Regions from separate parts of the Homo sapiens genome. Here region 1 is linked to region 2. Evidence: chromatin contacts called from ENCODE Hi-C or POLR2A ChIA-PET data. All regions are on one chromosome and are shown on one strand. The core of a region is the stretch at or near the end of the contact, and the rest is flanking DNA. Distances in the headings are between cores, read along the strand shown. Region 1 holds the start of PAIP1 (poly(A) binding protein interacting protein 1). Region 2 has its middle 15 kb from the start of ZNF131.

Evidence for each region. A loop is a pair of places that touch in the nucleus more often than their neighbours do. ChIA-PET counts read pairs that join two places held with the same protein, here RNA polymerase II (POLR2A). Pooled maps may share reads with other maps.
Region 1: a loop to region 2 is called in a map of B cell, with 5 times the contacts of the local background. The contact joins the promoter of PAIP1 here to the enhancer-like site in region 2. A Hi-C loop is called at or near these places in 1 of 168 maps with a recorded cell type or tissue (B cell) and 10 of 50 pooled maps. POLR2A ChIA-PET finds 5 or more read pairs at or near these places in 1 of 52 experiments (Panc1).

What each region holds. Positions count from the first base shown.
Region 1 is chr5:43,554,750-43,558,401 of GRCh38, reverse strand. It overlaps PAIP1 (poly(A) binding protein interacting protein 1), which reads left to right and starts at 1,325. Exons shown (of 11, transcript NM_006451.5): 1 at 1,325-1,820; 2 at 2,403-2,572. The coding sequence starts at 1,556. RefSeq lists a silencer at 1,030-1,889.
Region 2 is chr5:43,104,184-43,107,900 of GRCh38, reverse strand. No RefSeq gene overlaps it. Among named protein-coding and RNA genes, the nearest start is that of ZNF131, 15 kb to the left of the region's middle. RefSeq lists an enhancer at 2,185-2,294. Within about 2 kb of position 2,105, at least 27 of the 41 ENCODE cell types and tissues checked have a DNase peak (open chromatin) inside an H3K27ac peak, as active enhancers do; they include Panc1, where a contact is called at or near this core.

The DNA.
Region 1 (3,652 bases), core at 76-2,575, 450 kb before region 2:
GACAAAAACAACAATTTACATATTAATAAAATCTAGAATTGTGCTGTGCAACGCAGTAGCCACTAGCCACATGTGGCTCTTGAGCCCTTGAAATGTGCCAATCCCGACTAAGATGTGCCATAAGTGTAAAATATACACTGGATTTCAACTAGTATCTAAAAAACAGAGAAAATATTTAATATTTTAAATCGCATGTTAAAAAACCATTTTGAACATAATGGATTAAATAAATTTAAATTAATTTCACCTGGTTTTTGTTTTGTTTTGTTTTGTTTTTTGAGACAGAGTTTGGCTCTTGTTGCCCAGGCTGGAGTGCAACGGTACGATCTCGGCTCACTGCAACCTCTGCCTCCTGCGTTCAAGCGATTCTCCTGCCTCAGCCTCCAGAATAGCTAGGATTACAGGCATGTGCCACCACGCCCGGCTAACTTTGTATTTTTAGTAGAGACGGGGTTTCTCCATGTTGGTCTGGCTGGTCTCGAACTCCCGACCTCAGGTGATCCGCCCCCCTCGGCCTCCCAAAGTGCTGGGATTACAGGCGTGAGCCACTGCGCCTGGCCACACCTGTTTCTTTTCACTCATTTAATGTGGCTTCTCCAAAATGTAAAATTACATAAGTGGCTTGCATTTGTGGCTCGCATTATATTTTCATTGGACAGCACTGATGCAAGATGAAAAAGAGGGCAGAGTTACACTGAAAGGTAGCACATTTTCTTGAAATTTCTGGAGGGGAAGGTTAACGGGAAGAGAACGAAGCTTGTTAAACGTAGGTGTGACCTACTGTGGTAAACACCTAGGGTGAATTAAAGAGGGGACACATATTTTGATTCCGTTTCTACTCCCTTCCCCCGATGCTAACGGAGCAGGTGACAGTCTCCCAGGGACCACTCCTCAGCAGTCCGCGGGTCTCGGCCGGAGCCGAGTCATTGAACACACCTGTGCGCCAGCGAACCCTGGCGCAGGGTCCACGCCCCCTCCCCCCGTGTTTTTATTTCCCGGGCGTCAACTGTCGGTCTCGCACGTCTCTCCTGAGAACTACCGAGTAGGTCGGGCCTGCCTGTGGTAAGCGTCCCCCTCACCCCTCATCCCTCATCCCCCCCAGCCTGGCCCCGGAACCGAGATGCCCCTGCCCGAGCCTGGCTGCGGGCCGGCAGGTGGCCAAGACGCCACTCGGCGGGCGGCCTGCTGGGCCCGGCGGCCGGCCAGCCGCGAACTGGAGGATCCTCGCGGGCGCGTCCCGGGCCTCCGGGCCGCAGGGGGCCGCTGTGACCCGCCTGCGCCCCTGCCGCGCCGAAGGCGGGGAGCCGGGTTTTGGGGGAGAACTGGAAAGCCGAGGGTAGCCGAGCGGGGCGGGCGCTCTGGAGCGGCGGGTGCTCGGGCTGCCGTCCGCTCCGCCAGAAGCACCGAGCAGCCGAGCCGGGGCCCGCCGCCCTCCTCCTCCATGAGGCCCGAGTGAGGCGCGGCGGCTATAGCCGACCCGCGGCGCCTTCCCCCCGCGTCCTATCGCGAGCGCAGCGGCAGCGGCCCCTGGAGGAGGAGGCGGAGGAGGAGGAGCATGTCGGACGGTTTCGATCGGGCCCCAGGTGCTGGTCGGGGCCGGAGCCGGGGCCTGGGCCGCGGAGGGGGCGGGCCTGAGGGCGGCGGTTTCCCGAACGGAGCGGGGCCTGCTGAGCGGGCGCGGCACCAGCCGCCGCAACCCAAAGCCCCGGGCTTCCTGCAGCCACCGCCGCTGCGCCAGCCCAGGACGACCCCGCCGCCAGGGGCCCAGTGCGAGGTCCCCGCCAGCCCCCAGCGGCCTTCCCGGCCCGGGGCGCTCCCAGGTACGGAGCAGCTCTAAGGGCCCCAGTCCTCCTTGGCGAACGCTTCCCCACGGCCCTCCACGCGTGCCGAGGCCCGACGCGCTGTCTGCGGTCCCCACCCCCGGTTCCCCGAAAGCATTCCCCGAGAGGGCCGCGTGACCGGGTAGGGACGGGCCCGGAACCGGGTTTGGAAGGTGTCTGCTGGAATCCTTTGTGCGCCTGGCTGGGGGGAGGGGCCGGGTGCGCGGTCTCGGAGTTCGGGGTCCCGGGAGGAAGTAAAAATCGCCTCCCCTCAGCAGCCCTCTAAAGCGAGACCCTAGCGAGTAACCACCTCTTTTCCACCGACCCCTTTAAAACGACAGAGAGGAAAAAAGCTCGCAAGCACTCATTTGAGAGGCAGGTATGCCCATAACGGAGTCACAGCAAGTCTATTGTTCCTTTTTGTAGGCTGTCTGTACACATTCCGGCGATAACCATAAATTTCATGATGGTTCCTGTTTAACTCTTAAAAACAGACGCTTTTCAGATGGTTTTTCAGTATATAGCAAGTTGCTGTACAAAGGAAAGAATGCATCTGACGCCCCGTTTTTTTTTCTTTTGCAGAGCAAACGAGGCCCCTGAGAGCTCCACCTAGTTCACAGGATAAAATCCCACAGCAGAACTCGGAGTCAGCAATGGCTAAGCCCCAGGTGGTTGTAGCTCCTGTATTAATGTCTAAGCTGTCTGTGAATGCCCCTGAATTTTACCCTTCAGGTTATTCTTCCAGTTACACAGTAAGTACACCCTTTTTCCTACAACTCTGGGTTAATTTACTGGAATAATGTGGTTGTTACTTTGTTAATCAGAGTATGTTTGTGCTTTCTGTACTACACGTAAAAAAATTTTTTTATTGTGAATGTTTTGAATTATTGAACTCAGAAGGAAACAAAGCTGATTCAGAAATACATTTTGTAGTTATATTCAAGGTATTAGAATGTAAGCTTGAGATACACATCTGTGTTCTTGTTTCTAGTGATTATTCCATTATGTTAAAATAGACATAGTTTTGATCCTAATTATTGTATGCAGAAATGTCCTACGGGGTTGTGATAAAGTATTTACATAGGTATAAAGAATGTTTAAACTTTCAGTTTTTCTTTGTCACTTATATAACAACTTTAAAAAATAGTCACTTTTCTTAAATAGCCGTACAAAGCACAGTTGGAATATGTAGAAAGGAATTTGTTGTACTGGATAAACCCAGATGAGTAAATGCATAGGGATTAATTATAGAGAAGTGGGAGGGAATCATTGGAGAAATGATTGATGATACTTTAGCTTAAATCCTGTCTTTCCTATCTTCTTAGTTTTATTGAAGTATAGCAGAGAATAGTGTACTTAAGTGTTAGCTCAGTCTCATAAAGTGAACACTCAACTAACCAGCATCCCAGTCAGGAAATAGAACATTATCAACATCCCGAAAACCCACTCTGTCTCCTTCCAGTTGTTCTTGATGTCCAAGTATAGCACTGTTTTGACTTCATAGGATAGTTTTGCCTGTGTTCAAAGTTTATATAAATAAAGTCATATAGAATATATTCTTTCTCACTTTCAATATCAAGATTACTCCATATTGTAGCATATAATTGGAGGTGACTTATTTTTATAACATTCCATTGCATGAATATATCCCATTTGTCTGTTGATGAACGTTGGTAGCTTTCACTCTTGGGTTATTATGAATAGGGCACATTTTGTGTCTTGCTGGCTGTATGCCTTTATTTCTTTTTGGTATATTACCAAGGTATGGAGTTGCTGGGACTTAGGGTAGCCAGCTTTAGCAGAGACTGCCAAGTAGTTTTCCAGAGATTGTT
Region 2 (3,717 bases), core at 856-3,355:
CTAGGAGAAAACCAGGGAGCAATAGTGAGAAAGCATGAGTTTAGTCAGGCTCCCTCCCTCATCACCCCTTGTGTGTAAACTTTAGAGTCCAGAGCATTATTTTTAGTGATGAAGGTAACACTTTTATATGTTCATTGGGTTCTTCTGAATCTTTTAAGCTCCTGTTGTTTTCTTTGAGGGCCAAGCGAACAGAGTCCTGGCCAAAAAATAACATTATAGTGGTGAAGATAGAGACATTGAGGGTTGTACTGATAACCTGTGATAGGGAGAAGATGTGGATGGTTTTAGTGCAGACCCTTGATTTGAATATACTTGTAATCAAATAACTTGTGTTTTCCTGAAATAGAGATTACTAATAATATCACTTAATAAGATGACATTAGTTACATAAAAACAGACAAGGTAGCTGTATCAACACATTTAGAATCTTTATTGAAAAAATAAGAATAGCAGAATAGGACATGGAATTAATTGAAAAATAAAGAATACATAGAATGATAAAATTCAGCACTCTCATAGCTCTGACTAAAAAAAATATTTTTAAAAATTCAGCATGCTTTCTCTCAGCACTGAGCAGTGCAGTTTAGGACATGTTTTTGGCAAATTGTTGGTATTGGTTTGTCTTAAAGGATTCATGCATAGGGCTTAAGAAAGCTTCCTCTTACACGGTACTAAAGTGGCCTATTAATGTGTCTCTCTCCCCTAGATTAGAATTTTTTTGAGGAAACTGAGACTATATCTTCTCTGTGGTCTCCTAGAGGTCATCAGGGCCACTTTCATTTTAGAGGTTCCTGGTATATTAAAAAATCAAGAAATCGGCCAGGCGCAGTGGCTCAGGCCTATAATCCCAGCACTTTCGGAGGCCGAGGCGGTCGGATCACGAGGTAAGAAGATTGAGACCATCCTGGCTGACACAGTGAAACCCTGTCTCTACTAAAAATACAAAAAAATTAGCCGGGCGTGGTAGCGGGTGCCTGTAGTCCCAGCTACTATGGAGGCTGAGGCAGGAGAATCGCGTGAACCCGGGAGGCAGAGCTTGCAGTGAGCCGAGATCGCACCGCTGCACTCCGGCCTGGGGGACAGAGCAAGACTCCATTTCAAAAAGAAAAAAAAATCAAGAAATCCCAAGTTTCCAAAAATTGTAGCCTATTTTAAATATTTACATTTAACAAATTTCTACTTTTTCACAAATCAGAATATAATACAATATAATCCAGCTTTTCAAAAGCTAATTTTCGGAATTCTAAGAAATAACATATTGTTAATAATTCATCGTGCCCTAGGGGGACAAAAATTTAAAGTTGAAGAATTAGCATCTTTCAGTCCTGTCACTGTAGCTCTGTCTGTGAGGCCTTCCACATATAAGAAGTGTCACGTCAAATGTGCCTGCTGTCTCCCTCAGCCCAAATTCTTGTCTTGGCCCTGGTCTTGTCATCTTTGTACCACGAGCCTAGTACAGTGGTTGCTTCATGGCGGACACTCAACAAATGCTTGTTGACATTTGTTTTTAAACTAAACTGTTTTAAGAATGATTCATTTGCCTTCTGAAAGTCAAGATACCAGAAAATGAGTCTGTTATTCAGTTTCTAGAACTCCTAAAGCACTATTTTACACATAATTTTCAGGCTTTGCCAAACTGTTACTAAACTTACAGTGGATGCTTTCCCCACATGATTCAAATTTCTGGTATGGAAAAATCTAAGCATAAAGGATGTGTGTGTGGAGGGGGAGGGAAGGCAGTAAATACCTCAACTCCTGACCCCATGAACCCATTTTATTAGGGATAAAACCAACGGTTGACTCATTGAGGGACTTTCTACAGTCATCTCAGGTGTATGCTAGACATGAAAGTCCTAGAAAGTTCTAGAAACATCCCAGTCTGTGGAAAGCAGCACCACCTCATCATAGCTGAATTTAGAACGACAGCATTGATCAATTCTCTTAGCACTGTATGAGCCAGGGTCGACACGCAGCAAGTCTTATGGAGCCCGTGTGCTGCTGCCCTCTAGTGGTTCTTCGGCCTGTGCAGGACCCACCGCTTTTCTCCCACCGTGAGGGGGCAGCAGAACTTCCAGGTTGTCAAACGCTGAAATCCGCTGGGCTGCTGAAACCAGCCAAGTCCATGGTCCTCCCCTCAAGGCACCGGAGATCATCAAGTAGTGCAGGAGTCATCAGTCCCAACACTGGGAGAGATGAGATTTGGTCCTTCAACTAAAATGCAGGATCGCACCGCTAGTCCTCTTCAGTGTCATTCCCTGCTTTCAAGGATACAAAACCAAGGGGACGAGGACCGAGGACAGAATGGATCTGCCAGCAGGAACCCGAAGCCAAACTGTCTTTCTCCCCACTCTTCCGCCCCCCCGAAAATGAAGGTTACCGTCGGGAGGGAGGGCATGTGGCAGTAGTGTCTCTAGTGGACAAAAGGTGATATGTCCATTGTAGTTTGATTCACTCTTCAATTCTCCTGGTTTGTTGTTGTTTATATTTCCCAACCAAGGCTTCCTGTCCTCTCAGTTTTCTTTCTTTCACATTATTTTTCTCCCTAGATTCACTTGCTCGGATAGCTCCTAGATCCTGTGCCCTCATCATCTTTTCCAAGGCCATCATCAGGACTCATGCAGGCTTTTTTTTGGGGGGGACGGAGTCTTGCTCTGTCGTCCAGGCTGGAGTGCAGTGGCTCGATCTCGGCTCAGTGCAACCTTCACCTCCCGGATTCAAGCGATTCTCCTGCCTCAGCCTCCTGAGTAGCTGGGATTACAGGCACATGCCACCACACCTGGCTAATTTTTGTATTTTTACTAGAGACGGGGTTTCACCATGTTGGTCAGGCTGGTCTCGAGCTCCTGACCTCGTGATCCACCCGCCTCTGCCTCCCAAAGTGCTAGGATTACATTTGTGTTCCTGGTTGGTCGTTGAGGAAAGAGGAGATTGGCGGGGTGGGTGGTGGTGGGAAGGCTCATTGGGGGAACTGGCCCTTGGTCCTGGGTATCTTGGCTTTGTTGGCCAAGGGGTGTGTGGTGGGGTTGTCTGTGGTCAGGATTTGAGGGCTTCTGGGAGGGGGAAGCCGGCCAAGGGTAGAGAGCTGCCAGAAGTCAAAATCGCGGACATGGGTTGGGCTGCCGAAAGATTCAGCAGACAGACAACAGCCCCGGCAACTGTGCTTAGCCCTGAAATGCCTCTACTGAGTCCTCCTAACATTTAGTCCGAGTGTGCCAGGGTGCCTTTCTGACGCCTTCCTGTTGCTCTCCCTGCCATCTCTACCATTCTCCTGCTTCTTAGTGCTTTGGATCAAATAATTGGGCTGGAGAAGAGCAAGTGGTAGGGGACAGACGTCTGATTCTGGCCTATTCTGCAGTCATCCTAGCATGGGTTTAGAGAATGACATTTTTCTGTTTGCAAGCAGGGTAGGCCTGTAGACTAGGGATTGTGTGTGGGAGGCTCCAGCATGGTCAGTGACAATGGAGCTGTAATTATGGGTCTCAAATTCAATCATACAATCTAGGTACATCTGGGACTTGGGATTGGGGTAGGTCTGGAATCTGGTTACGTGGGAAAACTTTCCTTGGACAATTTTCATCTAAGAAGCGGCACTTTCATCTTCATGTTTCACTTTCAGTTTCATGGTTCTCTCCCACACCCCACCCAACCACAAGCACTCCCATTTCCTAAGCACATCACACTCCTGATGCCCCCATTTCTGGACTAGTTCGGTACTCA